6 separate regions of the Homo sapiens genome follow, and all the other regions are linked to region 6. A link is a loop called in an ENCODE intact Hi-C map of the cell type or tissue named here. Cell type or tissue: heart left ventricle. All regions are shown on one strand. Each heading gives the region's core, and the rest is flanking DNA. Links, peaks and the distances in the headings are about the cores only. Region 1 has its middle 48 kb from the start of LINC01773. Region 2 has its middle 45 kb from the start of LMO4. Region 3 has its middle 36 kb from the start of LMO4. Region 4 has its middle 380 kb from the start of PKN2. Region 5 has its middle 54 kb from the start of LMO4. Region 6 overlaps LINC01140 (long intergenic non-protein coding RNA 1140).

Evidence for each region. A loop is a pair of places that touch in the nucleus more often than their neighbours do. Peaks named below come from ENCODE experiments on the same cell type or tissue, not always from the same donor. Only the 100,000 strongest peaks of a DNase experiment are listed, where the experiment ranks them.
Region 1: it touches region 6 in a loop (4-fold over the local background); 21 of 110 quality-filtered maps call a loop at or near these places.
Region 2: it touches region 6 in a loop (2.7-fold over the local background); 24 of 110 quality-filtered maps call a loop at or near these places.
Region 3: a loop joins it to region 6, with 4 times the contacts of the local background. A loop is called at or near these places in 18 of 110 quality-filtered maps.
Region 4: a loop joins it to region 6, with 7 times the contacts of the local background. A loop is called at or near these places in 3 of 110 quality-filtered maps.
Region 5: a loop joins it to region 6, with 2.1 times the contacts of the local background. A loop is called at or near these places in 17 of 110 quality-filtered maps.

Annotation. Positions count from the first base shown.
Region 1 is chr1:87,951,462-87,956,819 of GRCh38, reverse strand. No RefSeq gene overlaps it. Among named protein-coding and RNA genes, the nearest start is that of LINC01773, 48 kb to the right of the region's middle. In heart left ventricle, for the core only: a CTCF peak has its summit at 2,886 (motif pointing right); a DNase peak (open chromatin) is centred at 619.
Region 2 is chr1:87,281,697-87,287,054 of GRCh38, reverse strand. No RefSeq gene overlaps it. Among named protein-coding and RNA genes, the nearest start is that of LMO4, 45 kb to the left of the region's middle. In heart left ventricle, for the core only: no CTCF peak of the experiment used is centred there; no DNase peak of the experiment used is centred there.
Region 3 is chr1:87,290,521-87,295,878 of GRCh38, reverse strand. No RefSeq gene overlaps it. Among named protein-coding and RNA genes, the nearest start is that of LMO4, 36 kb to the left of the region's middle. RefSeq lists a silencer at 1-113. In heart left ventricle, for the core only: a CTCF peak has its summit at 2,767 (motif pointing left); no DNase peak of the experiment used is centred there.
Region 4 is chr1:88,300,336-88,305,693 of GRCh38, reverse strand. No RefSeq gene overlaps it. Among named protein-coding and RNA genes, the nearest start is that of PKN2, 380 kb to the left of the region's middle. In heart left ventricle, for the core only: a CTCF peak has its summit at 2,370; no DNase peak of the experiment used is centred there.
Region 5 is chr1:87,271,852-87,277,209 of GRCh38, reverse strand. No RefSeq gene overlaps it. Among named protein-coding and RNA genes, the nearest start is that of LMO4, 54 kb to the left of the region's middle. In heart left ventricle, for the core only: no CTCF peak of the experiment used is centred there; no DNase peak of the experiment used is centred there.
Region 6 is chr1:87,148,758-87,154,115 of GRCh38, reverse strand. All of the region lies in intron 2 of LINC01140 (long intergenic non-protein coding RNA 1140), which reads right to left. Among named protein-coding and RNA genes, the nearest start is that of LINC01140, 22 kb to the right of the region's middle. RefSeq lists enhancers at 1,744-2,342, 2,343-2,941, 4,739-5,358. In heart left ventricle, for the core only: a CTCF peak has its summit at 2,041; DNase peaks (open chromatin) are centred at 2,025 and 2,524; H3K4me3 peaks cover 1,200 bases; H3K27ac peaks cover 1,337 bases.

The DNA of each region.
Region 1 (5,358 bases), core at 266-5,265, 800 kb before region 6:
GTTTCCTGACTGTTAACTCACATTCTCTGATGGTGTTTGTTTGTTTGTTTAATTATTTTCACAATAAAGAATCTGTCTCCAACAAAAGTAATTACTTCAAGTTGTAGATTTTCTTTGGATAATACAAATTTAGTTTGTTCTATACAGTTAAATTAATTCTGCCCTATCTTGTATACAACATATGTGATGTAGTCATTGCTCAATAAATAAATACTCATAATAAAATATAACTTAAATAGACTAGTATTAAGGAGTTCTCCTTTATAAAGTTTCTGGATTTCTAAAGTGCATTTCAATGTCCGTAAATTTCCAATTTTTTTCTAAGTAGTTTGCTTGGTGAAATACTAATTTATTGACAGATGTCAAATTTATCTCAAGTATGTCCTACTGATGTCAAAAAAATGACCAGCACTGCATTTGGCATATATTCAGAAATTCTTAACTCTTCCTAATTGATTAACGGTAATAACGGCCCCTGGAATGCCCCCACCGAGTCTGTAGCTAGCCTCACAGTGATTCACTATGGCGTCACTGGGAGAGATGAAGCCCAGGGCTGCAGTGGTGCCAGTTCATGCCTTTTCAGTGAGAAGGCATTCAGGTTACACAGAGTGTTAATCTGGCCACAAAATGGGAGACGGCTAAGTCTGCCTGGAATGTCTGGCTGCTGGTTGGCAGACGCAGCCCTTTTTTCACCTTGGATCTGCTGGGCTAAGGATGCTTTCATAGTAATTTTCCAATGTCTTCCTTGATCAGTGGACTGCAGCATTTTGTCATTTTGCAGATTTTGTTTTCTTCATGGGTTATTACTTCCACTGAACTGCACTTAACATCTATTAGCTTAGGTCTCCAGAAGATCAAAGTCCCTCTGTATCTGATTATTCTGCTCTTTGCAATTTGTGTCTCCCCCTCACCCTATCCCCTCCCCACCAATGCAGAAGGCTTGCACGTTTACAGATTTGGTTTCAGTGCTTTCCCCAAATCGTTTATAGACATAAAAGCATCATAAATGGGACATCGTGTCTCCGGAAAGAAAATAAGAGAGAAAAAGTGAAGACAGCAATAGTTATTCTTGTATTATTTCCATCTCAAAATGAATCTTTTAAAACTCATGTTTAAATATTTCCCTTTTTGAAATGAGATGGGTGAGGGAGTGAGGAAGAAGTACTAATGTCACAGAATTATGCTAATGTTATAGAAACAAAATTCCTGTTGAGATTTATTCTCTTTACTAAATCACTCTACCCCACTCCCACTTTTCCAAAGCCCTGTCCCATCTCCTTACATTTTAGTTTAAAATATTTGCATTGTCTTTTTTAGGAACCGGTCCACAAGGCCAACATTCCATTCATTTTATGGTTTATTGTTAAGGTAACCTTAATAAGTAGGTTCTGATGGAAGATTTTATTCCCTTTCTGAACTTTTAGTAAATGATAATCATTCTCTAAATTTGGTCTCACCGCTGTGATGTACCAAAGATCCTCTATCAAACGTCGACCCTGTCTCATCAATAGGCCAAAGCTGGCCCCATCAAGGCATTTGCACCGGCCCTAGAAAGAATATTTTTAGACGCTACATAAGAGGCCCAGTGTACATCTATCAGCAGACTTGAAGTGGGTGCTTGTAAGTTGAGACAGGTATTAGAAACTCAAACTATGTTTGGCAGCTAAAAAAAAAAAAAAAAAAAAATTAAGGAAATTGGAATCTGAAGAGAAATAAAGACCCAGAGCCTTTTTTGCAAGGATATTTCCTCATCAGAAATACTCAACACTATTCTCTATGGTGAATAAAGAAGCCAAAGCAAGAAAGGAGAGAGAGAGAAAGAGAGAGAGAGAGAGAACGTGTGAGCTACAGCAGGACTTCCCAAACCTGAATCTGTGTGCAGATCACTTAGGGACCTTGTTGAAATGAAGACTATGATCCAGCAGGTCTGGAGTGGGATCTGAGAGTCTAAAATTAAATTGCTCACCAGTGATTCAGATGCTGCTGGGCCCAAGACCACATTTCAGTAAAGAGTTAGTGTTTCCTTGTGTCCCTCCACAAATCTGACACTGCAAAAGGTCACTTCACTCCACCTGGCACACCTCAACCCCTTGTGAAACACTGGTCTCTGAAGAAGGATGATGAGGAGCCCTAGAGCAATGGCCCTTTAACTTTGCTACATATTATGATTCCTTGGGAGATTTGAAAACTCTCCATACCCAGGCCACACCCCATATATCAATTAAATCAGAATCCTTCGGAATGGGACCCAGGAATGAGTATTTTTAAAAGATTCTCCATGTGATTCCAGTGTACAACCATGTTTGAGGACCAATAGCTTAAATAAAAATAGCACAAGGAGAAAAAAAACAGCCAACATGTGTTGGCTTCTTCTATACAAATACATGGCTTTGTGAGAAATATATACATTTTTTTTCTTTAAATCATTATACTAAATCCCATTTACAGACCAGGAAAACGAGGCAGAGTTTACGTAACTTGCCCCCAGTAAGAGCTGACAGAGCTGAGATATTCTAGGATAAGACATATGATGGAGGAGTGGAGAGCCTGCTGGTTAGTTACATTTGTGTGTGAATTCAAAATTTTCTTCTGTTTGTATATTTGATTTTAGCCAACAGTTTGGTAATACCATTTAAAAATGTCAATCCTCCTTTTTTGTACTCCCCCACCCTCAAAAACCTAACACTGCCTTCCTAAATCATTCATTGCCTTTTCTCACATTTGCCATCTCTTCTCCTGGGCATGCTTAGGGTCCTAGGCTCTAGAGCTAAGGTGAGTTGTCTTCAGTTGCTGGCTCCTGGAGCTGACTTGACTCCACCCAAGTCGGTTATACTTTGTCTCACTTCAGTTCCTTTGGCCTCTCTTGCCCCTAACTGGGCAGCAGGGGGAGCTATGACTACCAAAAAAGAGCCTGTGAACTGCCCCTAAATATGATTTTCATGTCCTTCCCTAAAGGAAGTTTATCCTCACAACTCTTCACCTCAAAGCTAACGCCTACTGCCTCAAACCCCAGAGAATGGGTAAATAGCCCATCTAGGCATGCAGATAGCAGCGAAATCAGAAATCAGCAAGCTCTCATGGGGCCCAAAGATGCAGAGACAACTGAGAGGGGCCACGGCCACTCAGTAGTCAGTGTGATCAAGGTATAGTTCAGCAAAAAGACATAAATAGTAAATTGCATCTTCCTGAAGGGTGTTTCTCATTCAAGAAGGACCGAACAACTATGATAAAATGTGTAAAATACAACCATGAGCTCCCCTTTTTAACTCTGGCCAATGACTTGAATAAAAATTTTTATATCAGTCCTCAGTTTTCCCAACTTTAAGTGGGTATATGTCAGGCCAATAAATATTCATTTAACTTAGGTTGTAACTGTATTAGAGGACATACGGTTTGGTTATGAGTCAGGAATCCCCCAAACAACGTTATCATGTTTGAGGAAAATTGGAAAAATCCTAGAAAGAGAACATTCTTTTAAAATTCACAACAGGGCAGGATGCCAGTTTGCCACTAACCATAAATCCAGAGAGGCTGTTTCCCAAGCCTGAGACAATTTTCAAAATTGCTGCAGCTCAAACCCTCAGACCATGATGTTTTCTGAGGAGATCAAGGTATGTTACTACAACCACATGAAGACGTTTAAGTAGGACTGAAAGTTAAATGTACCAACTCATTTCATAAGAAATCTGGCCAGGAGCAGTGGCTCATGCCTGTAATCCCAGCACTTTGAGAGGCTGAGACGGGAGGATCACCTGAGGTCAGGAGTTTGAGACCAGCCTGGCCAACCTGGTGAAACCCCGTCTCTACTAAAAATACAGAAAGTTAGCTGGGCGTGGTGGCAGACACCTGTAATCCCAGCTACTTGGGAGGCTAAGGCAGAAGAAGTGGTTGAACCTGGGAGACGGAGGTTGCAGTGAGCTGAGATGCTGAGATTGCGCCATTGCACACCAGCCTGGGCAATAAGAGCGAAACTCCGTCTCAAAAAAAAAAAAAAAAAAAAAAAAAAAAAAGAAGAAGAAGAAGAAAAAGAAACCCTCACTCTCTCCCAACCACTCTGAATCATGCACACAGTTCATCCTCCCTCCTCAACTCTGATCTGAGAAGTCACCAGGGGCAGGGTGACGAGTATTCGATGCTATTTTTTATCCGCAATTAGAATCTCTTTAGATTTTCTGCTCTACCCTTGCTTCTGGGGCTTCATCTCTAGGAGGAACTGAAGGATAAAACCCAGAACTATTCACCTTAAACAGATTTTGACAACCATGATGCTATGGGCTTCTAAAGTGTTGCCATGAGTTGATGAATCTCTTGGATAGTTGATATGTGAACTTTGTGAGGGGGCATCCTGGTGTCTCTCTGATGGATTTTCAGAGTATGAGATATATAGGTTTGAGTCACTAGAGCAAGTGCTAGCAGTGTGATGTGGAAATATATTCAGAGCTTATTAACCTTAATTTTACTTACTCTATTGTTCACAAATATGTCCTAATAGTGTGTGAGTTTGCTTCTCTTCTCCTGGTTGCACTCAATCTAATAGAAGAACTGGGCTATTGCAATGGAAGCAGACAGATTAGTAGTGGCACAGATGCATGCAAAAATACACAGACAAGGCTTCGCTCTGTAGTTGGAGCCTCCCTGGTGATTCTCCTGTGTCCTTGAAATTGAGTTGCCAGTTCGCTTACACCAGCTAAGAAGTCTGCTTCTCCTCAATGAGCTCTGCCGGAGTGCCCCTGCCTTACTCTCCTGTGTGAGAGTTACATGCTCCACCCCTTCTCTGCTGAATCTAGCTGGCATCCTGAGTCAGATTGGAACATTTGAAAACACACACACTCCCCTCTCTGGGAAAACAATTCATCTGAGACAAGGGGAAGTGACAATCTTACTAAGGAAGCCGAGTTTTTAAAACAGATTTTTTTCTTTGAGTCCTAGTGACTACAGAGGCTTACATAATGGTCCAGGCTCAAAGGAAAGGTAGCCTGGAGTTTGAGAGCCTTCCCAGTGCAGCCCAGTGTGGGGATCAGAGTCTAAGGGATGAGGCGGGTGGGTGGTCAGACCTGGGAGCCATTCCTCCTCTCCAAGAATAGAAACTACAGTTTTACATGTTTTGTTTTCAGGCTTAAACAAAAATAATAAATGGGCAGTTTTCCCTAGCATCCTAATAGGCTGCCTGAGGCACATAAGCATGAACAATAAACCTTGTTAAATGATAATCTGAAAAGGAAAATTGAGACCTTATTCAAATTTGATGGAGAAAACACACAGGCACACTCCCTACTGTTTTGTCTTAAGCAGTGGAAAGATCTCTCCAGGGAAGCTGTAGAAGAGCAAGATACCTTTGAGGGACCACCCAATATGGGA
Region 2 (5,358 bases), core at 164-5,163, 130 kb before region 6:
CATCAAAATAAATTGAAGTAGTATTGGATTATAACCCAAAGTATAAAACAAATATCTATGAGACCGGCTGATATAAATAAATGATTGCATAAGTAAATAGAGGGGAATAGACAAATCTCCTATGCAGAAAAATTCCAAACACTGTAATTTATTTACATATTCTACCCTTAAGGAGAGGAAGCATAATTCTCCACTTTTTTTTTTTTAAGATGAAGTCTCACTCTGTCGCCCAGCCTGGAGTGCAGTGGTGCGATCTAGGCTTACTGCAAGCTCTGCCTCCTGGGTTTACTTATGCCATTCTCCTGCCTCAGCCTCCCGAGTAGCTGGGACTACAGGCAACAGCCACCACGCCCGGCTAATTTTTTGGATTTTTAGTAGAAACGGGGTTTCACCGTGTTAGCCAGGATGATCTCAATCTCCTGACCTCGTGATATGCCCGCCTCGGCCTCCCAAAGTGCTGGGATTACAGGCATGAGCCACCACACCCGGCCAATTCTCCACTTTTAAGTGTGGGCTACATGTAGTGACTTTCTTCCAAAAGTACAGTTTGGAAAAGGAGGAAAAAAAATAAGAAACTTTACAGTGGAGAAACCTGACAAATACTACCTGAAGCCAGGTAATCAAGGTTAACATCAACAGTGATAAATCATGTTGATAGTATGTACCCTTGATATAATATGGTTAGAATGGCATTTTACCTCTGTGGTCCTCTTCCCCAAAACATATTACTTCAGTCTTATTATAAAAAAACATCAAACAAATCCCAGTTGAGGGTCATTTTACAAAATACCTGACCAGTCGGTATTCCTCACAACTGTCAAGGTCATCAAAAACAAGGAAAGTCTGAGAAACTGTCACAGCCAAGAGTAGTCTAAGGAGACCTGACTAATAAATGTCATGTGGCATGTTGGATGCGATCCTGGAACAACAGCAGCAACAACAAAGGACATTAGGGAAAAACTGAGGAAAACAGAACAAAGCATGGACTTCAGTTAATAAGAATGTATCAATACTGGATACTGGTTTATTAACATTATTATTATTATATTATTTTGAGACAGAGTTTCGCTGTTGTTGCCCAGACTGGAGGGCAATGGTGCCATCTCGGATCACTGCAAATTCTGCCTCCCGAGTTCAAGCGATTCTCCTGCCTCAGCCTCCCAAGTAGCTGGGATTACAGGCATGCACCACCAAGCCCAGCTAATTTTGTATTTTTAGTAGAGACAGGGTTTTCCCATGTTGGTCAGCCTGGTCTCGAACTCCTGACCTCAGGTGATCCACCTGCCTCGGCCTCCCAAAGTGCTGGGATTACAGGCGTGAGCCACTGCACCCGGCCCTGGATACTGGTTTATTAATAGCGACAAATGTGCTGTACCAATATAAGGTATTCATATGGGAAGCTTGGCATGGGATATATGGGAACCTTTTGTACTATCCTTTCAATAATTCTGTAAATCTAAAACCATCCCAAGACTAAGTTTATTTTTAAAAATAAAGGGAGATTCAAAATTGGAGGGCAACTAGCAATTAATTAGTTGTCCCACCCCACCTAGAAGCCATATCTTTCTCTTTGCACCTACAAATCCAAGAGATGTTCATGCTAGAGAGGACTTTCAAGGCCATTTGACTTATCTCTCAAGATGAAGAACAGAAAGCCTAAAGGTCCCATAGAAAGAGCTTGCGTCTTGCTGCCCAGCCAGCTGATGGGTAGAACCAGAAGCTAGATGGCTTGACAAGGGGCCAAGTGTTCTCTCCACCCCTCCACATTGCCTCCCAGTTTTCCAAATTCCATAGAAGATAGAAGTGGACTGGGGGGATATCTGTTAACTGTCTGGTGAAGGAGAAACCTCCACATAGTGGAAAGTGCTCTACCATTAACTGTCCTTTTAACAATAACGAGTCACTCCATCTCTCTGAGCAATAATTTCTTCACCTTGAAATGGAGATAGCGCTAACTGCCCTGCTTATCTTCACGGGACTGCTGTGAGACACGAACCCTATGTAAACGTCTGGCATTCCTATGTTGTAACAGACCAGCAGGGGCCTTTTGACATACTGAAGTTTTGTGACACAGTCCATCAGAATGGACCCAAATGCCATGTGTAGGCAGTATTATCTGTCTTTCAAAAATGGAATACAGAATCTGGTCATGGCACTTTTACTGTTTCTAATTCATTGCCGGAGGCTCTTTATTAGTAGGATGCTCCAGCGTCTCTCGGACACTGTCCTGCTCCCTGACCAACTGTTCAGGAGGTCCTTGCAGCCTCGTGTATCAGATCAGGAAAAATACAGAAGCCTGTTCAGTCCTCCATTGTTGCTTGGCTCCTTGTACCATACAGTGTTTCGACTGAGTGGCAGTGCTGCGTCATCTGTCACGTGAAAGTGATTCCCTAGGGAAAACTGCCTCACTGGTCCAGATCTCTGCACAGGCCTGGCAGGCTTCTCCATGAAAGGATGGTGCCATTTCCTCAGTGCTGGCTGCAGCCAAGAATATCCCACTTCTCTGCTCCCACCATGCAGCTCCCAACGCCCAGCTCTTCCCACTGGCATCCCTGGGTACTCATTAGCTGCAGAGGCACTGAGCTGGTGTTGGTTCCACTGTGTACTACCTCTGGGATCCAGAGCCACCTTCTCCCTTCCTTCCCAGGGCTCTACGTTTGCAGTTCAGTTGCTTTGTTTTTTTTTTTTTTCTCTTAAAGCTTAAACATCCAAAGTACTCTGCCCCCTTTTCTAAATGTTGAAGCTATTCACTTTCCCTATGATAGGCTGAGTTCCGTACCTCTAGGGCACCTTATACCCACTCTTTGGAGAGAAACCACCTTCAGCGACTCAAAGACATTTTAGCCATCTAAGACAGACTCCCCTACCCTTTGAGGGAGGTGGTGCTACTCTCAGTGATTTCCAGTGATTGAGGGTGTAACCCCTCAATGAAGAAAAGTGAGGAGAAGCTGATTGTACTATCTGGCAAGACATTTTGCTATAAACAAATAAAAAATAAAATTGAGTGCCTACAATGTCCCAGGTATTGTGTTTGGCATAGGTAATCAATCAGAAATCAATGAAATTTCTAGAAATTGTTCATAGAGATTGATAAGACACTGTCCCTGTCCTCAGAGAAGTTCAGAAACAGCTTAGGAGAGAAAGCAGACAGATGAGCACCATGCTGTTCACAAATATTATAAGAGGCAACTAGAGGACATGATGCCAACACAAAGGAGAAGCTCCAACCTGTCTTGCAGAAAACAGTCACCCACAACTAGTTTAGGTCTTCAAGGACCTCCTCGTGCCATGCCTTGGCATGGATAACCATCTGAGTATCAAGTAGAGGCACAGAAAGTGTGCACATCTCAATACTAACATCATGGAGAATAAACTTAATATGAAATCAGATAAGAAACACAAAGAAGGCAAGACTCTTATATTAGTCTGGATTCTTTTGGTTGTAAGTGACAGAAACTTGATTCAAACTAGTTTAGGCCACACTGGGATTCAGAATGATACTGGACCATAATCAGGAATAAGAGCAGGGACCCAGAAGCAACTTGAAAGTGAAGCTTAAACACCACCATGACTCTCTGTCATTCTTCTCAGAGGAAGGCTTCGCTGTCTTCCACAGACTGACTGCCTTCATGTGGTGGGGATCACAGCTCAGAAAGCCCCTGAATCCGGCATGCAGGGGCTGCTGCCATCAGAGGGAGAGAGGCAATCTTCTCTTGGTTCCAATTCAGAAAACCCCAGGGAAAGATTCTGATTGGCCTGTTTTCGATGGGTGTCCATCCCTAGACAAATAAACCATAGGCAGGGTTTGGGGAGAAGATAGGGTTGCGCTGCTTGGAAAAAGCCATGGCAACTCTTGTTGGTGTCAGTCCCAGAGATGGGGGAACTCTGAACCAAGAGCCACCCCAGCAGATATCTACTAATTCAATGCTCAGAACACTCGGGAGTGAAAGGTATCATTACTAAGAAATTGCACCCAGTTTTTTTTTTTAATCATTTCACAATTAAAACCTTAAACTAGCCCTAAAATACTGGCATAAATAGGCTAAATCTGTGTAACTACAAGCATATAGTAATACTTTCCTAATTATTTTCTAATCACCAGGAAGTTGACTAGGATAAATAAATATGAACTGCTTATGTGTGTCCAATATTTCGCTGAGCATTAAGGGGATCGTGTGGGAACAGGAGTTGGAAAAAGTAAGTTTCAATGCCTGCCTCAAGGAGCTTACCCACTACGGAAGTTACCTGGGACCAGAAATAGATCATGGAGATCATCTAGTCCACAGATATTTCCCTGAAAGTTCCTGAGAAGCCACCAAAGAGTTGGGGGAGGGGAGCTGGAGTGGTGGGGAGGGCGGATCATAATAGGTTGAGCTGATGAGTTCTGAGCTCCCGGTTCTTCTTCAGAATGTCTCCTGCTACATCTGCTCTGTATAGAGGCATATCACAAAAAATAGTGTTTGTAAAAAAGGTTTTTACTCCTTTAAAAGTGTTTGAACACTACAGATATAGTCCAGCTTCCTTATGTTGCTCCTGCAGATTTCAATGCCCAGATCTGCCTCTTACATGCATTTAATTGCCACATTTAAATAAGAACTGGCTGGCTAAGGCAGGCGTGGGTCTAGAGCCCTCTCCTCCTGACACCAGGCCACCACCGTTCTACCACCAAGCCTCACTTCACTTACATGAACAGCCAGATAAAACCATTGTCAAGAGGTCTCATGCAGAAATTCAAAGAAGAAAGATCCTTCTCTTGAGTCATTCACTATTCTACAGGGTAGTGAGTAGTATTGTATTAGGGTTCTCTAGAGGGACAGAACTAATAAGATAGGTGTATATATGAAGGGGAGTTTATTAAGGAGAATTGACTCAAAATCACAAGGTGAAATCCCACGATAGGCCTTCTGCAAGCTGAGGAGCAAGAATGGCAGTCGTGGCTCAGTCCCAATTCCAAAACCTTGAAAGTAGGGAAGCTGACAGTACAGCCTTCAGTCTGTGGCCGAAGGCCCAAGAGCCATTGCTGTAAGTCCAAAAGTCCAAGAGCCACAATTTTGGAGTCTGATGTTCGAGGGCAGGAAGCATCCAGCATGGGAGAAAGATGAAGGCCAGAAGACTCAGCAAGTTGGCATCTCCCACCTTCTGCCTGCTTTATCCTAGCCACACTGGCAGCTGATTGGATGGTTCGCACCCACATTAAGGGTGGGTCTGCCTCTCCCAGTCCACTGACTCAAATGTTCATCTCTTTTGGCAACACCCTCACAGACACACCCAGAAACAATACTTTGCATCCTTCAACCCAATCAAGTTGACGCTTAATATTAACCATCACTGTTATACTTTGTGGAAGGTGGGATAGGG
Region 3 (5,358 bases), core at 291-5,290, 140 kb before region 6:
CCTCCCGCCCGCCCACAGCCCCTTGAGCAAAGCCTTCCACACAGATGCTAATTACGTGCCTTCATTTGAACCCACAGATCTGGCATTAATTTGTATTGGAGCTATGAGTCCTTTTTGTTTAAGTGGTAAAAAAGTCAAAACGGTGGTGAACTTCTAGAATATTCTCAAGGTAACACAGAGTATATTTTGATCAGAAGACTGTGTTCCATAGAGGTTAGGCAGACAGATGGATGGACCCAGAGTGGAAGCTGACTCTACTGCTTACCGGCTGGGTGGGACAAACTCCCTCTGCTCTCTGAACTAGAGTGCAAAATTAATTTATTCTGCAAAATGAAAGAAATAGTCATAGCTCCTACCTCTTAGGGTTGTTGTGAGAATTACATAACTGTAAAAGCATCTGCCTGGTACATGGTAAGCATTTAGTATTTATTATTATTATTACTTATTTTAGGGAAAAGGGTCAGGAGGAAGGGGGGATAGAGAAGGGGAGACCCCAAAACCCTCAGCACCCTTTGCCTTGTCCTGAATCACAGAGGCATTTCCTTCGCTGAATAAGGGATGCCTTTTTGAGTTAGAAGACAAAGACAATAAGAATTGTAAAATTCAACAAGTTATCCAGTAGTTTTGGTCTTTGGCATAAAAGTTGAGCTTTCACTTAATGTTGTGCCTGACATTTCTCTTCAAAGGAAAGTAAATTGGAAGTTTGTTTCAAAGTTATTTCCAGAAAGAAAAACAAAGCAGAGGGTTAACTGATTTGAAAGCTTTAGTGGTAAGACACCTACGAATTGAATTTCTAATTGTTTTAGTTGTAAATCACATTTAGAAACATATTTATGTGTGTGTGTACATTATGTATATACACACACACACATTTTTATATATCTGTATATCTGGTTTGATGTCACAGAGATTGAAGTTCTTTGTTCATACTAATGCCAGTATGTGAACAAGAAGGGAAATCTCTCACTGTAATTGCCCGGAGGTCAGGGTCACGAAACCCCCGTGAGACCTTGTGGCATCCCCCTTGATTTCAGCCCTGGGAACAGCCGTCTCTGGTGGTAGGGGGGTAAATAACTCTCCATTTGTTTGACAAGACTTCCAGCTGGGGTGTCATCAAGTGTCACTTGCTGGGGCATTGCTGTCTCTCTGCACCCCCACCCCCACCACAGTCCCTGCCTGGTCCCCAGAGGAAGGGACTGAAACCAGCCAGGCTCACAGTGGCCCTTCATTCGCTCATTCATTCATTCCTGTCCTCAGAGAGGGGGTCCTGCCTGCCGGCTCCTGCTTCCGTGTCCAGTTGTCCTCAGAAAGGTGTCTAGGTGTGTCCTCCTCTTCAGCTCTGGGTCCTGGACGGTGAGGAGCAGAATGTCCGGTTCGTCTTGGGAAGATATTATTCCTCTGCGTTGCCAGCAGCATGCATTCTAACAATTAAAATTTCTGTTTTAAGATAAACAGATTTTTTTTTTTACCTTTAGGGCATTCTGCAAGTGATTACGTGACACTGATTACATGAACGGTTTCCAATCATGGCCCCAGTTTTGGAGTCTGCCACCGGGAGTTAATGAAATCAGATTAATTTGTAAGTCTGGAGTCTCAGAGAGCTAAAACTTATGAGCAGAAAAAAAGAATTGGGAGCTGACTGTGGTTTCCCGCAGTAGTGTCCTTGCTAAATAAATGCTAGCCTCGTCCATTTTTCTTCATGAAGAGTAGGGAAGTGTTTTCAATAAGAGGGTGGGAAGCCAGTCATTGTCATTAGAGCCATCCGTGAGTGCTGAATGCTTTAAAATTCAGGCATAAATACCACACAGGTATCTCTTGCAGAGTTGACACAGAGTGTCCTGTCCACCCTCCCCACCTCACACGCCCACCCCCACTCATAAATGTGCGCCCCTTCTGGCCTTGAACATTTGTTGGGGTTTGGATAGGAATCCGGCTACTCTTTCCCATTGCCATAATTATGTTGGTCAAGGCCTGTGTTCTTGACAAAGAAAACATTCCTCTAACTCAACCTGAGTAATCCTTAATGAGTCCTTGTATCTTGTGATAAATTTCATAATTATTCAGCCCCTACCACTAACACCGAAATTCATCAGTCAAAGCAAATTAGCCGAGATTCATTAGAATAAGACATCTAGTAGGCACATGTACTTTATTAGCCTCTTACACCAATAGTTTTAATTAGGTACATATTTCACAGCTCTCGAGCTACTCCAGTGAAGGGCTGCCTTTATCTCTTTTATTTACAGTAACAAGCTATCAAACACACACCACCATAATTAAACTTGGATATAAAAAACTTGTTTTATTAATGGCAGCCTATTCTGGCCTTGGATTTCTGAAACCTGCACTAGGCAGATATTTTTATTAATTAAATAAATATTATTCAATTAAACTGAAAAGATGGGGTGACGTGAGAGGGGCGAAGAGCTCGGTTTAAAAGTGAGATTCTCTTTTTTCTTCCTTGCTGATGGTTTCCTCTGTCTCACCTTCAGCAGGGGAACAAACATCTCTTCATCAGATATTTTAGTGATGAGAAAAGTGATTAAAATCCAGAACATTTTTAAATTATTAATAAGGAATTTAAATGATGTTATAAAAAAGGAAATACAAGAGAAAATGTTACACATTCATAGAATTTTGGCTCATGCATAATAAACAGTAGAAAACACTTTACTTATAATACTATCCAAATTAAAGAGGCAAGAAGCCCCCTGCTTTAGCCGTGGGTAGTAGCGTCAATAAATGACAAATGGCGCCATCTGCTGGTACTCCGATTAAACACTTAATTCAGAGCACAATTGTCAGAGCAATCAGTTCTTGGGTTGTCAAAACAAAAAAGTGATAAAACTCTGTGCCTCCTGATATTTTCATATGGTTAGACAAGGTATAACTCTGTAAGAAAGACAAAGTTAGACCTTAACATCCAGAGGCTTCAGGCAAGACACTGCAGGGAGATCTCTAGCCTTCCTGGTCTCTTGAGCTCTCTTTGAGCTCTCCTTGAGGTATATGCAGAAGGATCACAGCCAGGTCCTTAAAAGACAACATGCGTGCAAAAAAAAAATAATAATAATAATAAATTTTAAAAACCCTGCAAATCACACACTCATTTGAGGGGCTGCCCTTGAGCCCTGAATTCCTGGGTTGCCGTACCACAGAGCACACAGGACTCTAGGAAGCTACCTTGTGCTGTTTCTCGCAGATTCTGTGACACCATAACCGCCATTCCCTAGTCCTTCTCTGGAATGGCTTTTCTTCACTTCCCCTCCCACCTTTCTCTTAGTTGTTTGTGTCTCTGGTGCATGAATAAGAGATTCCTCACTCTTTAGACCTCTCGGGGGCTGGTGTGAAACCAATGAAATAACATTATTTTAATATAAATGATCATATTGATTGACTGAACCCATTTACACAACTCATTGAACAAAAATATATGTGCAATAACTTTAAATAACATCTTTTAAAATTCAAATCCTCAAAAAGAAAAAAACTTTATCCATTATCCCACCTTCTTCAAAGAGTCTCTTTAAGCCTGACCAACGAAGTCAGTCCTTCTGAGGCCACCAGCGCTCACAAATTGAAAATCTGCACTTTCAGACACCACAGTCACTGGGACCTTTCTTCCTGGCCACATTTTGGCATAAAATATGAAATTAGATCATTTTTAAGATTCCTTTATTGTTGTTATAATATTTTTCATAAGTAACAGATGACAGAAAAAATAATTTACATTTTTATAGGATATTATTTGGAGGTTATTGGAATAAAAATATTAACAAAATCTGAGTAAACTTGTATTGCTTCTGCCCTTTCTGTGAGGTAGGACTGAGCTAGGCTTTTCCAATGGGACCTCCATGAGCACACAAGGAGGGGTAACTCCAGCTATAGGCTGCATGATATGTGGATGATAATGTGGGTTACTCACATTGTGTGTGTGTGTGTGTGTGTGTGTGTGTGTGTGTGTGTGTGTATGAATTACTCCAAGTCCCAAGTCCACCTGTTCAGGCTTATATCTCCTATGAAAATAGAAAACAGCATAGGAAAAACTTCCTGCTAGGGAGAATCTCCTACCCTTGAAATCCTCCTTATTGTGGGCAAATAGTCCCTTTCAGTTCCACAGTTTTCCTGCCAGGGTACTGCCTTCCTGAATGGCCCTCTGCCTTGAATAGGGGTCCATACCTACAGGCCACTGGTGGCCCACTGTTTGGCAGCACAGGCTCCATCCCCAGCCCTCAGGTCTCTGCTTTTCTCAGCCCACCCTTTCAGAGTCACAGATCATTCACCGACCCCGGGACTCCAATCCTCAATCAGCAAGATTCCTATACCCATTTTCTGTCTCCCCTATGCCTCCTTGCTGCTTACTGACCCCTCATGCCGCCCTTAATTTTAACTTTTATAGGAGCAAGAGGCTGACTTAAGATCTAGCCCCTGCCCAGACACTTCAAGGTGGCCCTCCCTCTTCTCAAACTCAAAAGAATGAACAGAAATGTGGTCACTGGACATCCCTGATATGAAAGGAATGGAAAAGAAAGAGGCTGGGATGCATTGAATGCCTGTGGTGTGTCAGGCTCTGGATTAGAGCTTTATTAATGACTCAGTGAAGCCTCACAACAATCTTACATAAATGGGATACCATCTGCATTTTATAGATTTGGAGACTGAGACTCAGAGAGGTGGAGAGACTTGCCAAACATCTCCCAAGCACTACAGGGCAGAGGTGGAGTCTGACTTCATGGCACTGCACTACCTCCCCAAGGCAAGGTTGAGCAAAAACTGCTTCTCACCTGGCACCTGCTTAGAGACCTCTGAGGTGCCCTGTCCAGCCTCACTTGAATGGCCTCACCATTGCTTTTGACAGGGTTGAACACTGCCTCCTTGTAACATTCCGTGCCTCCTTCCTAACTCTCTGCCTCTTCCTTCTTTATCTCTTGGGTGGACTCCTCTTTCATCAAAAAACAGTTTCGTTGAACACCGATGTCGTAGAGTTCCCTTCTGTCCCTGCTCTTCTCTACAGACTCACTCAGAGTTGTCTAATTTACCCCCATGGCTCTAAAGGCCAGACAACACCTCTCAGACCTTCATCTCTAGCTCTGATCTTTCATCTGATCTTCTAACTCATTTACGCAAATTTCTGCTAAGCATCTCGATTTGAGCATCCCCCAGGCACCTCAAACTTAACGTGTTCAGAATAGTTCATTTTTCCATCAAACTACACCTCCCTACATATTGCTTATCTTAGCCAATGTCATCACCAACCCCAGACCTCCAGGCCAGAAAGATGGGATCATTTTGCTATTTCTTGAGTGCCCAGCCCAATCAGCCACACAGTTCTGGGCCTCCCATTTCCTAAATATGCATTAA
Region 4 (5,358 bases), core at 277-5,276, 1.2 Mb before region 6:
TTCCCATTGACCCTGATGATATAATAGGAGGGTATTCATTAAACTAACAGGAAAGGGTAGTTTGGAAAAAGATGAATAAACATAAACATGTTATCCATTCTTTGAAAAAATACCTACTATGTGGTAGACTTTGTTAAATAACTTAGAAAGCAAAATTTGCTTACTGCCTGTAAAGAACTTTGATGAATTGAAGATGCGTTTAGGAAAATAAAGTAAGTGGGGAAGCATTCATATTAGTAAACAAAGGAAGAAAAGAAGACAAAACCAATAGAATAGAATAAATGATTGATTTGCTTTAGGTAAGAATGACAGAAAAATATGAGTTAGCATGGACTATAGATTGAACAGATTCAACAATGTAAATATAAAAGCAAGGATGATATTGAAATATCTAAATAAAAGTATAGCATATAAGAACAGTAGTGGTTCATCTTCCTAGGATGTCAGATTCCCAATTGAATAGTGTATCTTTTAAAGTTCTTTGGTTTTTATCAACAGAAATAGACCCTGGATATTATTAAGGATTATTTCACTCATAAGTAATAGAAAATTCTATCAAAATGCCTTAAACAACAAAGGAAATCTACTGCCTCATATAACTAAAACTTTCAGGCTTCGGGCTAATTACAGTATCTCCAAGGATGTGGTTTCTTTCCTTCCCCTGTAGTTTTCACAATGTTGGCCTCATCCTAAGACTGGTTTCTCTTGTGATAATAAGGCAGATGCTGACACAACTAGGGCTTCATGTCCATGTCTAATTATTTTAAAATAATTCCCATTGAAGATAGAAGTAACCTCTTTCCTAGAATCCCCGACAAACATGCTCTATATTTGATGGGCCTAAATTCAGTTATATGTCCACTTCCAAACCATTTGCTGTGGCCAAGGGAAGAGGGCATGATAATTAGCTTGAGCCAATCAAGATCTGCTCCTAGAGACAGACATGAAGTCAATTCCACACCAATTGCATGACTAGATGTCTAGAGCCTTGTTAGGAAGAAAGCAAGGGAGGGAGGTGGTTTGTATGTGGGAGAGACAATCAGCTAATGTCTATCACATTAACTTAAAGCAGGAAATGAATGTCTTGGGAGGCCTAGAGGGTAGCTGTGCCTGATGTTTCAGTTTCCTGAAGAAAAGGCTGGAGAATTCATCACAGAAATAGGACATGAACTAGGTCAGCTACTGGGGTCTAGGGGTTGAGGTAACAGGAACCATTTGACAGGCATTTCAGATTATACTGCCAGAATGCCCTAACCTCATTGCTTTCCCATTCTTGTTTTACTCTGCACAGGAGTCAAAGTCACAGTGGAGAGAGTTGGCCAAATTTGGTTCAGGTGCTCACAATTCAACTAGGAGAGCTCGTAGAACATAGACTGATGGTCCCACTGAACTGTTCATAATGGAGAAGAGATACTTGCTCCCAAAGACATTGGGGGTAGTTTTCTAAATAAAGGTTAAAAGGGTCTGGTTTTCCAAACATAAATGTTCACTACAAGTATTATTAGATTCCAAATATAAAAGGGTATAAGGAACTCAGAATGGCTAGATTAAATAAAAAGGATAATTACCAACAAATAGTTTTGACTGAAAATATGTCTGTTCATCAGCTTTTTACTGAGTGTCTAATATATGCAATGTGCTATGTGGATGCTACAATGAATTGTAGAGGTAGGAGGAAAGGAACTTAACCCATTTAAAGAGCATGCAATCTGACACCTTATTTTTAAGGTGAGGAGAGGAGAGCTAGACAGAACAGGACAGTAGTGAGTATTACCAAAGATGGACTAGACCCCTAAACTGCATTATTCTAACCCATCTAGGGTCTTTCTGTTATGCTTTACGTACTCGCTTAGTTGCAAAAATGGTCATAAACCAAACAAACTTCAGAGAAAGGCAGAGAAAGGACCCTAGTACTATCCCATGTTGGAGGCAAGGCTAAGAAGTAATGGGAATGTCTTCCTCCTTATCATCAAAATGGGCAGCATCAAAACCCATTATTAAGACCCTAACCATCCAGTCACTTCAAAACAAGAGCCATCAACTAAAGGGACTAGAGAACTCACTTCAGCCAAAGGTCTGTCAGTAGAGAGGTGGTGGCCAGTGAAGGTAGTGCTTGGCACTTTTTTCCTGAGAACTAAGAAAATTAAAAATAAACTACTGTCTGCTCCAAATAACTTCCATACAGCTATGCAGCAGTACAGAAAAGGGTGAGAAGTGTTGGATCAGGGGCAGGTTCTCTAACTTCTAAAGGTGCCTTCTGCTGCTAAGATTCTGCAGCTTCAGGCTCTTTATTGTATTTTAGTTCAATAAGATTTTTTTTATTTTTTTTAAATCTGTTTGCTACTGTAGTACATTTAAACATCAGCAGATGGGGCCCTTGGTTCCTGTGAAGAATGCCAGGGCTTGAATTTTGTTCTCGTCTGTGCTCTGCGTGAATTTTTCTTGTTGCTTTTACAGCATGTTAAATTTGTACTCTTTATAGTTCACAAACCTTTATTTAATCAAGAAAAATAAAACTCACTAATGGCAAGAGAACCTTTTTTTCCTCTTCTACTGTTCTATAGAGATAAGTTAGATCTGTTTACAAATAGAAAAATGAGACTAACATAATACTCAGACAACATGATTCTGAAACAGCAACAGAAGTCAATGTTGTAATTAATCTGTTGTCCTTAACTCACGAAGCTATGTGGAAGGCTTTTGTTGCATGGACCACAGGTGACAGTTTGGTTGCATCCAAGGTTACTCTGATTCTGCATTATTTTCTCTCCTCTCTCCTGAATTTCGTTTTATGAAGACATTGTGTCAATTGGCTGGTTTTTAGCACTTGCCAATGATTATTATTTTTTTAAGTGATGTTTGTCGATAGTCCATAAAGGGAACAACTGGTCATCTGGTCCTTGCACCTGTTCAAGTGGGTAAGTTTCAGCTTCTTAAAGGTGAGATTCTTTCCCACCAGAAATGTAACAGTCCTTTGAGGAAGGAGTGTAGTTTACTGGGCAGGAGAGATGACAGCATTTGGTCCTCATGCAGTCCTCTCTTGATTTTCTCCCTGATTTTTAACGTGACCTTGCTCTTAAGGATTAATCACTGTTTTTCTTGTGCCTCCAAAATGGGATGACCCAGAATTTTATTTGGTGGAAAGTACTGTGAGGTAACCAGAACAAAATGGTTCCTATGTGCAAAGCTTGATTATATAGATACTTATTTCAATGTGCATGCTGCATCTGTGATTAGTATGATTTAATTGATAGTTTGAAAGAATCTTCCTTAGTTTAATATTTGTTGTAAATAAATGCTTATGCTTGGACAGGTCTTAATAGTGGACTTAAAATACAACAAGAAGAAGACTAAAGGTTTATTGGTGATGGAAGAGATAAAATTGGGCCTCTTTTTTTTGTCATTATTCTGAGTTTAAACAAATAGATCTGTTGTCCAACATCATTGTGCCCTCTTAAGAACTGACATTTCAGTTTGAAAGATGTCCTATGTATTTTAAGGTATATTGCAGATCATACTCATTTCCAAATTTAGGTCTTAAATAGCTAATAAATCTTTAAGAATGAAGCATCTTCATTGATAACATTCTGTGTGTGTGTGTGTGTGTGTGTGTGTGTGTGTGTGTATATATATAATTATATATATATAATTTTTTTTTTTTGAGACAGAGTCTCACTCTGTTGCCAGGCTGGAGTGCAGTGGCATGATCTTGGCTCACTGCAACCTTCGACTTCTGGGTTCAAGCAATTCTCCTGCCTCAGCCTCCCAAGTAGCTGGGACCACAGGTATGCACCACCACACTCAGCTAATTTTTGTATTTTTAGTAGAGATGGGGTTTCACCATGTTGGCCAGGATGGTCTCATTCTCTTGACCTCATGATTCACCTGCCTCGGCCTCCCAAATTACAGGTGTGAGCCACCACACCCAGCCTATACTTTTATAAATGTGTTACCTAATGTGGCAAATTGAGATGCAATTTGCAGATTTAGGATTTGCAGAGTTTACACTGATGAAACTAATGTATTACTTCTGGGTAGAAATGATGTTTGCCTGTGGTTAGCCTGAAGCAAATTTTAGGGAGGAATTGTTCATTTCTTTCCCCCTTTTGTGCTGACAAGCTAAGTGATATATACGGAAATTGTGTGCACTACTTGTGCCTTAGTCTGAGGAACTGCTTATGGGCAAATTTCATTAGTACTTGATTAGTACTTGTGCTAATTAAGCCAGGCACAATTTTGCCTCTGGTATGATGAGTTAAGGCTGGACTGAAAATGTGGCCCTAAATGCATATGTTGGAAGCCTGTAACACCCATATAATCCCGTAGAAAATTCTCACTTGACTCTCCCATCAAGGGTCTAAAAAAGTGGAACAGAGTACTCCATTTCCAGTGCAATTTGAGTTCACTCAGATATGTGATGTGCTAATGTTTAGATTAAGCAGATGGCAAGAAAGGCAGTTGTTAGCTGAGGATTGTTTTTCTCTTTCTGCATATTATTTTCAAACAGTTTAAGAGGTAGGTTACTCTACCTCCTCCCTTTGCTTCTCCCTGAATTAAGAAACATTTAGAAATCCATGGTTCTATTGTTATCATCCTATGCGCCCACGTGCACCCATTTTCTTTGGGTTGTGGTATAAGAATGGTCTCACTGTTTGGTGAGAAAGCTTTGCTGTTTTTGTGATTTCAAAGAAAAAGGAGATAGGTCCTGGCTGAGGCAAGGAATAAAGAGGTGAATTTGGAAACAAAACCTGCTTGGAACAGAACAGATGTTATGCCTCATTCTACATCTCTAATTTCTCCTCTGGGTTTGGCAGTACTGGCCCTGATTCTCCTACTTTTCTCTAGTCCTCTTCCTCCTCCTCTTGCCTTATCCAAAGCCTTTTCCCCCCACTCTACTTCCCTTGCAATTTTGGAGTTTTCCACCTTCATTTTTTACATACATTATGATGTGACATCTTAGTAACTATATAAAAAACAACAAACCCTGGTAACCTTCAGAATTCCTCCAAGCTTGTCTAGCCTCTTGTAAATGAAAAGGTGAAGTTTTAAATATCAGGTTTTATTTATACAGTCATAAAATTTTAGAGCTAACGCTAGACATCATTTCATCTCACTCCGTGTATTTTTTTAGTAAGAGATTTTCTTGGGATTTTGGAGTGGCAGGAAAAGGTAGACATGGGGACAGGAGAGAGAGATGCTGGAGGGAGAGAGGGAGAAGTTTGGGCAAGTTTGGTTTTTATTGTGTGTTTTCATGCAATTCCCTCTGAGGATTCTTCTAGAGATTGCAAAAAATATTTAATTGCTTTTCAATTATGTTGGATATAAGAGCAACATTTCTTTGAATGAAATTCCTAGCTA
Region 5 (5,358 bases), core at 212-5,211, 120 kb before region 6:
GAAAGTTGGTACTTTAATGTAATTGAACTCACTGAAGCTAAAAATGTCCAGACCTTCTTAATAAGGTAGCTTCCAATATTAAACTTTGGGGTCTGTTTTCCTCCCAAGCAGGCACTTAATTCCCATTAGCACTAATGGCAAGTGTGCACAAACATTGAGTAGGAAATATATATCTCTTTGTCTCTTTGTACTGAGGTCCAAGAAGGGAAAAAAAGAAAGCAAGAAAAAAAAACAACAACTTTGAGATTGGATAAAAGAAGTAGAGCTGTAGATTCATTTACAAAGATGAAATTAATGCCTAGCACCCCCAAATTTCAGGGAGAACACATCTTTAATAAGCAAGATGAGGAGAAAATTTCTAAATCATTTCAAATAATACCCAAGCCATGCTTTTCTGAGAAGCCTGTTTCCCCTCCATCCCCAGCATATACATTAAACCCATTTTGCCCTTGTTATGTACATAATGATTCTAGACAACATAAGAAGATTTCATGATTTTTTCTTATCATTTTTACTTATCTACCAGTGAGCCAATTTATGCAGCTTAAACCATTGCTAAACAAGATGCATCAAAAATTGTCTGTAATCATTACAAATAATAGCACAGAATGTTCACAAGAAGCTGTTTTCTTATCATATTTTCATTAAAACATCTTTTCACCTGCTTTGCTTTTCCCATGTCTGGAACCTGTGTTGTAATCAGTCTTATTAACTGGGAACATAAATATGATTTATTATGGTCTGATAATGGAAGCTACGTGGACCCAGAGAAGGGCTATATTGTCCTTTGATAAAATGGCTCTTTTCTCTCAAATGGAGAACTCTATCATGAGAACATGCAGAATGTAGTGAGTGATTATTTCCTCAGGGTGAGTGATGGAAAAGCCCAACAGAAAATCTTCTTGTTGACCACGACAGCCTCAGAGGGTCCCCAAACCTCTCTGAGTTTGACAACCTGCAGACACTTTTGATGAACTGTATTCTTCTGTCAGAGACAGCCTGTCTGGGAGGAGAAAAGAGACCTTTATCGTCTGATCGGCTATTATTGTCTTGATCTTTTATAAGCAATCTCTAATGCACATGAATATAATATCCTTTCACACAAGTGCCAAGCATAATAGAAATGTAGTTAAAGGACCCTCTCCCTGGTTATGTAAATGTCCTTACACCAAAATTAAGAGAGATGGTTTGTGACTGATAGAAGAAGGAAAGAGTAATCAAGCTGTTTTAGCATTCTCTTCCTATATTAAAGACTTCAACCCAGGATAAACAGCATTTACGGTAGATATAAGGAACCAGGTTATTTTGAAGGCTTTGCCCAAAAGGAAAAAATAGTTTTGAATATGATATTAGTGTTATATTTTTATTAAACATGCAAATGGAAGCTGGTTTTTAGCCAAGAGAGATTACTATGCTGATATAACTTAGAAGAAAATGAGTATGTTTCTCAAAATCCCTGTCTGTGGCTTACAGCGAAAACAAAGACCTATTAATAAGGAATGGACTTGCACAAATAGGTCCTCAAGTCCAAATAAAGTTCTCCAATAAATTTCCCTCTTATCCATTTCCAGGAGCCTAAATATAGCAAAAATATATATATTTTTTCAATTAACAAATATATTTACAGGCAAAATGCCTACAATTATTGGGCAATTAAATTCACTTTTTACATGACCCCTGGGAACCATCTCCATTTCTGAACTGTGAAGGATAGTTCTAGATGGTATTTGTTTGGATCTGGTGGCAAAACTTTTCTGACCTTCCAGATAAAGCCCAACCAGCTCATGGAGGACAATAGCTTGATGTTCAATCTCAGTTGCTGGCAGAAAGAAGAAAAAGACATCATCACCCCTCCTAAAATTTTTAATCCCCTCCAGCAAAATACAATACTTAATTTTTCATTAGCCTTCTGACATCTGGACTCGGAATATCCCCACAATAATCACTAATGGGTTTTGCATTACCAATTAGTGGAGAAAACCCTCCAGTGCTGGTGCCAAAGGGTTAATCATTAGTTTCACACCACTGGGTGGTCAGAATTGGAAGAGCAGCCCTTGAACCCAAAGGGGCGGAGAGCAGGGGCCCCAGGCTGGGGAGAGCTCTCATTATTAAGAAACGTGCAACTCACAGGCACTGACCTCCATACCCGCTCCTGGCATCTTGCCTTGAGGTGGATTTGAATATTACACACGGGCACGTGCACATGCGCACTCACACGTTTATGTACATGTCTGGGCCTAGAACAAATCACCCACTTAGCCAAACTTTATTGAACCTGTCCCATCAAAGGTAGCTCAGACCAGAGGAATTCCCTTTCTCTCAGCACCTCTGTCTACTTGCTTCTCTAAGCAATGACTTTCCCATGGGAATGAAAAAATTTGCCATTTCAGAGGGAGTTGGGTTTTGAGAAGTGTTTGATCTCCCTTAAGAGATACTTCTCTGAAGTTCTGCCAACCCTCGATTATCTGTACAAATGAGGCTTAAAGAAAATATGGGTAGATTTGATTCACAGATAATCTTCAAGCTCCAGTTTGGTCTATATTTTCGTTTCTTTCTGAATAAATTGTACTAGTGCAATTAACAAGCAAAACTGATTGGATGTTTCCTTCCTTTTATGGTCAATTCTGTGGATGTCAGCAGAGTAAGCAAACTGTCAAAAAAGCTGGCAAACAAAAGAGAGGAAAGGGAAGAAACAAAATACCCAGATAATCTGCAAACTGATCATCTGCTCCTGAATAATTGAAAAGAATCTAATTTCAAAGATAATGCAAAAAAGGGGCCTGGTGAGCAATTCCATCTTGAAAATGCACAACCCCTTCCCCTAACCCCCAAACAGCTAGTAGAAAAACAAATCATCAACAACAACAACAAAAAAAAAACCCACAAGAAAAATTCCAACCTACTGTCCTCATCCACATTTTCCTTGATCTGATCTATATGTGTTCTAAGTAAAATTTTATTCTAAGGAGGATCAGAGCATGGAAGAGGAGAAGAAAGCGTCATAAACATTTCTTATTTGTGATCTGCCTAGCCTGTGCTGATAGCAACAGGGTTGCTTTCAAAACCATGCTGGCCTAAAACTTCAGCAATCAATCCACCTCATTTCTAATTTTTTTTAAAAGGAAAACCAATATCCAAGAAAGGGACAACAATGTCTCAGTACTTTATTTTCTTTTTTTCCTTTTTTTGGTCCCAAATGTGTGATTCCTTATTAAAAATAAAAAAAATGCTCAAGTACATTTGAGACCGAAATGTGAAACTGTTATGCTTGATTCTCCATGGTGCTTCCACTCAAGGTCAACACTTAGAGCTTTTCAGTTAAGAGAAGAAACGCTCCTAATGAGCCTATGCATGCACAGATTTTGGCCAGTCATTGACTGACTGCACTTATTTAGTTTTGCTTTAGAAATTAAAATCTAATAAAGTAACTGGCAGTTTAAATGTCACCGAAATTTTCTCCAACTTCCCAACTGGAATTGTGAAAACAGTCTCGAATTCCTCTAATCTCCCCGTCTTTCACCTTCAAATGCCACACTTCTGAGGTGAATCATTTCCTAAGAAATAGCAGAACTAGGCTGGGTTCAGAGGTCAGGGGCACAAGGTGGGGAGAGGAAGACTCTTTCTTCGAGTTGGAGGGGATTTGCTTTTTTCCCCACACCAAGGCAAGAAGGACAGGAATCTTGAGGCTGGGAATGTTCTGCCTCTTGCAAAGGAATTCAAAAGAGCCATTGTGTTTGATACTTTGCTTCCCAATTGGCCTCTGACAGCAACATCAGAAGCAACAGATACTTCAGTTCTACATCTAGAAAGAGGCTTTTTTTGTTTTTTTTTCTGGGTAAAAAAAAAAAAAAAAAACCCACACACACTCCTGAAAACATTGAAGCCTAATTACTCTACATCCCATAGTCTTAAAGATTGGGATCTCTCTGATAGTTGGTGATAACCCCTTGAGGAACAGGAGCGGGTCCATTAGAAACTCAGATAACATTTCTTTTTTTTTTTTTTTTTTTTTGAGACGGAGTCTCGCTCTGTCGCCCAGGCCGGACTGCGGACTGCAGTGGCGCAATCTCGGCTCACTGCAAGCTCCGCTTCCCGGGTTCACGCCATTCTCCTGCCTCAGCCTCCCGAGTAGCTGGGACTACAGGCGCCCGCCACCGCGCCCGGCTAATTTTTTGTATTTTTAGTAGAGACGGGGTTTCACCTTGTTAGCCAGGATGGTCTCGATCTCCTGACCTCGTGATCCACCCGCCTCGGCCTCCCGAAGTGCTGGGATTACAGGCGTGAGCCACCGCGCCCGGCCCAGATAACATTTCTATACTTTACCCTCAATAAAACTGAGAGCCAAAATAGGTATATTGGCTGGGTGCTTTTATTCCCCTGGCCATTGAATTGTAATGATCATTATGCAAGACACAACAATATCATTCATTAAGCTATCAAATGGAAAATACATTCTTCACTAAAATGTAAAAGGTATTTAGGATGTCCAGGGCTAAATGACCAAGGAATTGGTTTAGGTTAACTATTGTCTTCCTTGCTTTTCTAGAAGATATATAAATCAAGTCCTCATATACATGGTAGGAACTTTAAAGTTCTGAATGGTCTGAATCTTAGCATTATGAATACATTATAAGAGAATAGAAAGTATTCTATGCAGCGCAGTAATTATATTCATGGAAGTTGGAACTGCTATACAATATCTCCTGGGAGAAGTTTACCCCATTTCTACTGCTACTGGGACACAAACGGAGATGAACCACAAGCAGGAAAAGAGAAGAGAGAAAGAATAGGAGTAGCAATCCAGGAAGCATTGAGGGAGACTGAGGGTAGAGGCTGAAGCAGGAGAGAAGCCATTACTTAGTGGAGAGGGGTTTATGAAACCATTAGCAAGCATGGTAAGGAGGCAAAGAAAGCCAGCCACCAAGACAGAATGCATTCCTCACATTGTAGCCAAAGATAAAGAATCTTAGGCCATTTTAGTTGTTCTGCCAGCTAAGTCAAATCTCGAGCCTCTCTGAAGCCATTGAAAATGTCTCAGGTTTTCTCATTCTGCTATTTTGATAGAAATTAAGCTTTGTAAGTCAAGAAGAACAGAATCAACTCTATATACATGCACTCCTTCTTTATACCCTATTCCTACCTACCTGATTTCATGCCCAAATGATTTAAGACTCCCAAATGCAAGTGAAAATTTTAAAGTTGGAGATATGCTTGTAAAACCACCTAAATGTAGGTCTAAGTTTCCTACTAAAAGAATATTTTAAAAAGATATGGAGAATAATTGTACAGTACTCTTGCACAAAAAAGAAAAATGGAGGCATACCCGTGAAAGGCTCATGAAATAGTCCTTGAAAGTGC
Region 6 (5,358 bases), core at 113-5,112:
TTTGTTGACAATTCTTGTGAAAATGAAAGATAGAATACTTGCCAAATAAGGCTTGTTTAGCTTCACACAAACAGACGGAAGATCAAGTTAAAAATGCAAAGGAGATTACCAATTCTTAATTATAATTATTTAACCAGGTGGGTAGTTTCTCCTAATGAACATTTCCATGAAAACAGAATAACTAATGACAGTCTTAAAGAAGCCTTTGTCTTTCCATGTACTAATGATCACATTTATAAATATGCAGCAAGGCCCCCGTGTACATTGCTAATGATAAGTAATTAAGTACCAGGCGTGGGAAGCCAGTGAAAAGGGTCATGTTAATGCAAGAGAGGAAATTAAAAATGCAATAAAATAAGTTGCCTAGAAAAGATTAAATAAACTTCTGGCTTCTCCTTCTTCCAGACGTAAAAGAACAGTTTCCCCATTCTTGTAGTGAAGCCATGGCAGGCCATTCAACAGCTGGTTATCAAGTCAGACAGTACCAAGTGATCCACTTGCTTTCTACCTCCATCCCCATTTTATCCTGCAGGATTTCAGGCAGAGGGTGTGGCTCAAAGTAAAAGGCATTTTGGGTCACCAAAGGAGAAGATGAGCCCCTTGGAAAAAGGAAACAGTTGGCCATCACAGATGGATACCTTCCACTGGCTAATTAAATAGGACTTTGGTTGCTGTTGCTAAAGTACCACTTGTTTATAAAACTGTGTTGACCAATCTGGGTTTTTTTCTTGCTTCTGGAAGAAAAAGAGAGGACAAGATCAGTGCCTTTTCCAGTAGAGCAGAATAACCTTCTCATGTTGTTGGCTTCCCCAGCAGACTGCAGACTCCTGGAGGGTAAGACCACGACTCTGTGTTATTAGACACTGTAGCCCTCACACCTAGCCCTGCACAGAGGCCGTGAATGTTTAATAAACACTGGTTGAATAAGTGAATGAATGAATGTTCAAAATAAACCATCCCTAAGCCAAGGAGCAGTTTGTCCAAGAGCCCTGTCACATCGCTCCCCATCCAAGCAGCCCTGCCACCCAAACGCTGGCCCACTCAAAAGATGTAAGGGCTTTCTGTCATTCACTTACTGAGAAAGGCACTGATTCCTTCTTCAACATATCATCATCAAAAGGAACAGAAATTTGAAGCTTTAAGGAAAAAAAAAGGTCTTTGCAAAAAAAATCATATAGTTGGTTGTCAGACTCCTGTTTAGGAATTGACTAGGAATCCCAGCATCTCTTTTGAGCATTAAAGACACACAAAATGAATAAGGGCCTTCTTGGCAAAAGAAAAGGGACTTATATTTGGATCTCCAAAGCTCTTAAATAAGAGCAATTTTGATTTTTTTTTAAAGTATCTTAGTGAAGCTCTCAAACCACTGAAGATTTTTTTCTTTCAAACGTTTCGAACTCGTTGATCTCAAGTCTCTCCAGACCTCCACATTCCCTAACTGTTCTATGTGGTTAATCCCTGAGTGGGGGGAATCTAATTTTCTGCGGCTGCAGTCTCGGGTTAACAAGAAGGCAACCTTGATCTGAAGAAAATAGCAACCCACGAAAATCTAAACCTTGGCTGGCGATTTGGGGTAGCTTTTCTTGTTTAAGTTTTCTCCCCTTTTTTCTTTAACAAGTTTAAGAAACAAGTCATAAGGCAGAAAATCTAGGGTTTGGCTGTCTCTGCCCTGTTTTAAGGCTCCTTCTGAATTCAAATGAATCATTTCCTTTTACATAAAATCTTCAACGAGGCCACACTTCTTTTGTTATCAGAGTGTTGTCATCGGCAAGCCTGCTCGACTCTCATAAAGGCAATTTAGTACCTGACATTCGAGCAACGTGTGCGCGGGCCTGGATTTGCCTTACAAATAAGGGCTGCCAAGGAAACCTCTGGGGAGGCCGGCGGCCCTGCTCGGGGACACCTAAGGTGCATCTTTCATCAACTTCTCCGACAGGCCTTTGCTTCCCAGGGCGTGCTGTTCTGTACACAGCCGCCTTCCCCTCCCGAGAAAGTTCAGGACGGCGGCGGGGCCACTCTGCAAGCTTATCCTGACCCCCAGCGGTCGACCCTGTCATCGGGCCCGCACCGGGTCCCTCTCTCGCTGCCGGGCAGAGGCGAGCACCGCCCTGAGGTTCCCTGGATCCCAGGGACCCAAGCACCATTCGCTTTAATTGACAATTAAAACAAACTTCGGTTCTCACAAGAATCAACCGAGTGAAATTTCACAACTGCAAGTTTCACAATTCAATTCCCTTGAAGCAAAACCAACAGTTTCCCTGAGGTTTCACTCCACACCTCTCCATTTGTTGTTTAACTTCCCCCTCAAGTTTCTCTTCCCACACACAATTTTATTTTCAAGTCAGTCATGGAAACAGTTTAATTATGTTTCTGGGGGTCCCCGCATCCTCCCTGCCCCGGTGCTGAGTCAGCGCTTCCGCGAGCCCCAGGATGAGGACTCCAGCGAGCGCATGTTTATTAACAGAGCAGCGTGGCGCTCCCAGCGACCAGGGGGGCCCCCCCGAGGTGGCTATTTATGGCTTCTGCCCACCGGCCTGCCTGTTCAAGCTGTTTCATATTGTCAGCCACCGGAATCAAACAACCTGAAATAAGGCCTCCGCGGCCACGAATAGAATGCAGTCAGCAAACAACGTCCGACCCCGGCGGTAGAGTCGCCGGATTTAGCAAGTAAAAATACAAGATGCCCAGTTAAGATTGAATTCAGATAAACCACAAATACATTTTTAGTATAAGTATGTCCCAAATATTGCAAGGGATATGTTTGTACTAAAACATATTTGTGGTCTATCTGAAATTCACATTTAACTCGGGGCCTTCTATTTTATCTGGCAATCCTACCCAGTAGAGAAAGGAGAGGTTCTGTTTTATGGTTTTACAGCTCAGCTTCTGAGCAGATCGGGATAGTTCAGGGGGCCTGGGCCTCTCCTAAGAGTTAGGTGAGACTTATTTTTAAACGGTAGGAAAATAGTCCGAATGTGGATTCTCGGAGCCTCTCTGGAGGCTCAGACCTCCCTGGACATTGCCCCCCTTCTCAGTCCTACCCTCTTCTCTCCCTCCCTGTCTCTCTCCACTGTGGAGGCAGGACCCTGTCCTGAAGGGTCCCGTTCCCACGGTCAACCTTCCCAGTCAGCCTCAGGTGTCCTAGCTCGCAGATGTTGAAGCAAAAGTCAAAACCAAGGTAACTCTTTTTAGGGGGTAATAGATTTAACTGCAGCTGGGTCTTCAAGGGACAGGAGTAGCCATATTCTGAACTGCTATTTGTATCTACTGAAATGTAAACATTAAAAAAATTTAAAAAAAAACAAGTTTGAATTACTATCTTCCTTTAAAAAAAAAAAAGGCTACGGCCTTGGGAATACTGTACATATCTGTTACCGACAATTCTGAAAACCACCTCTGCAAGCCTGTCAGTTAAACCAAATGTTAAATGGAAAATATTTGGCGGGATTTAAAATTAGACCCGCACACATTACTTACAGATGTTTCCATGCAAAACACTTGAAACTGAACCACACCAAGTCATAAACCCCACAATGGTGTATTTTTTATACCCCAAGTTAATTTTTATTATATAAGTAGCCATATGAAGAAGGTATTGCATACAGCTTAAATTAAATACGGAGGAATGAAATCAGCAGTATCCCTTTACAGCATATGGCCCAGCAAATCAAATTACAAAGCTTTCCACATCTCATTAACTGCAATGAGTACAGTGAGTTTTCTAATAAGTCACATCTTTTTCATGTGAGTGGTGAGCAGTGACTTATTGTAAGAATTCACAGGATGACCCTTGTGCTGAAATTAAGAACTAATCTAAAATGGGCAGGGTCATCTGGTCAAGACTGATCATAACATTTCCTCATTATTGTTTTAGTTGGCATTGAAGCATATGTTTTCCTGGTGCCCCAGCTGAAAAATGCCTTTGATAATTTCACTGACAGCAAATAACCCACACACTGCCATTTAATGAGTTTGGGCAGGATTAGCTGACAATAAAGAATATAGTATAAATGTTTTTATTAGAACAGATTTATTTTTTAGCTGGGAAAAAAAAAAGAAGTCACATGGAAATGCTGAGCTGATTTCTACCCTTGTGATAGCGATCGCCCTGTTAGTGATGCAGGTGAAGAGGCAGAAGCTGCACGAAGCCCAGGGCTGGCCAAGACAGTGCCTTTAGGCTACAAATGGTGAAAGGCAAATTCCAGCTGGAACCTATACTCAGATGTCTGGTTCCTCCTTTGCACAACAAGAAAAAAAATACTTCTACAATTGCTCATCATGTGGCCTTTGGTTGAGATGAATTACCAATTTACAACCTCTTGTGTTTGGAGAGAAGCAAACTGTGCTCTTTTGAGGCAAGAATCAGGAACCTAAAATCATTTAAGCTTTCTTGTTTATAAGGCCAGAGTGAGGCCAAAAATCCATTTTCCTCTGTGCTCTAAGCCCTTTCAATGACGAGTTTCTCACCATCTGCACTAATAAATATGGACTGGTGTGTGTATAACCATACACTGAGGAGAAGGGAAGAGTGAAAGGATTTTAAATGATTGCAAATTGCTCTCCTGCTGAGATAACAGCAGTTTGCATGTGAGCCTCAGTTGTCACACATTAAGAATGGGCATTTGGCTTCTTTTCACACAGCTGCGAGAGAGAAGGGGTAAGTTTCAGAACAACTAGAGAGAAAAGCGGTCTGTTGTTCTTAGGGAGACAGGCTTTCTAGTGGCATCTTGCCCAGAAGCTCTTGCTTCGCAGCTCCAACCATGGGGACTGGAGACAGGATAAGCAGACCAGTCCCCAGAGCTGGGAGCAAGGGGAATCACTGAAGCCCTGAAACAGGATCATAAGCCTCAAGGCTCAGCAGAGATCAAAGGGATCAAGAATGGAAACAAGGCCAGAGGATTGAAGTAGCCTGGTGTGTAACAAAGTGATCCTTGAGTTAAGGTCAGTTTCTTGGGAAGACTTGGAGGCTTAAGACTCATCCGTAGGCACAAGTGGTCACAGGGAAAACTCTGTCTTGGGAAGATGCAAACAGCAGTCTAAGAAGGTGGTGTAGGTTAGTAGAGGCGGACAGTGAGTGTGCCATAGGAAGAGTAAGGCCACTGAGGCAAAAGCCAGTCATCCAGGGACCCTGGAGCCTGACTAGACTCAGAGGTCTCCTCCCAGCCAGAGAGAAGTGACTCCCTGTTCCTAGCAAAATGTAATGGGCAACTGTGGAAGCTTCAAAGAGACTGTCCGGTGAAATAGGGAAGTGTCTCAACAGTAGAACAGCAGCCACAGTGAAAGTGGAGTGCCCACGCCATCAGAAAGTGCACTTTAGGAAATGCTGAGGAGCGTGAGAAGACCCCTTGGTCAGAACAC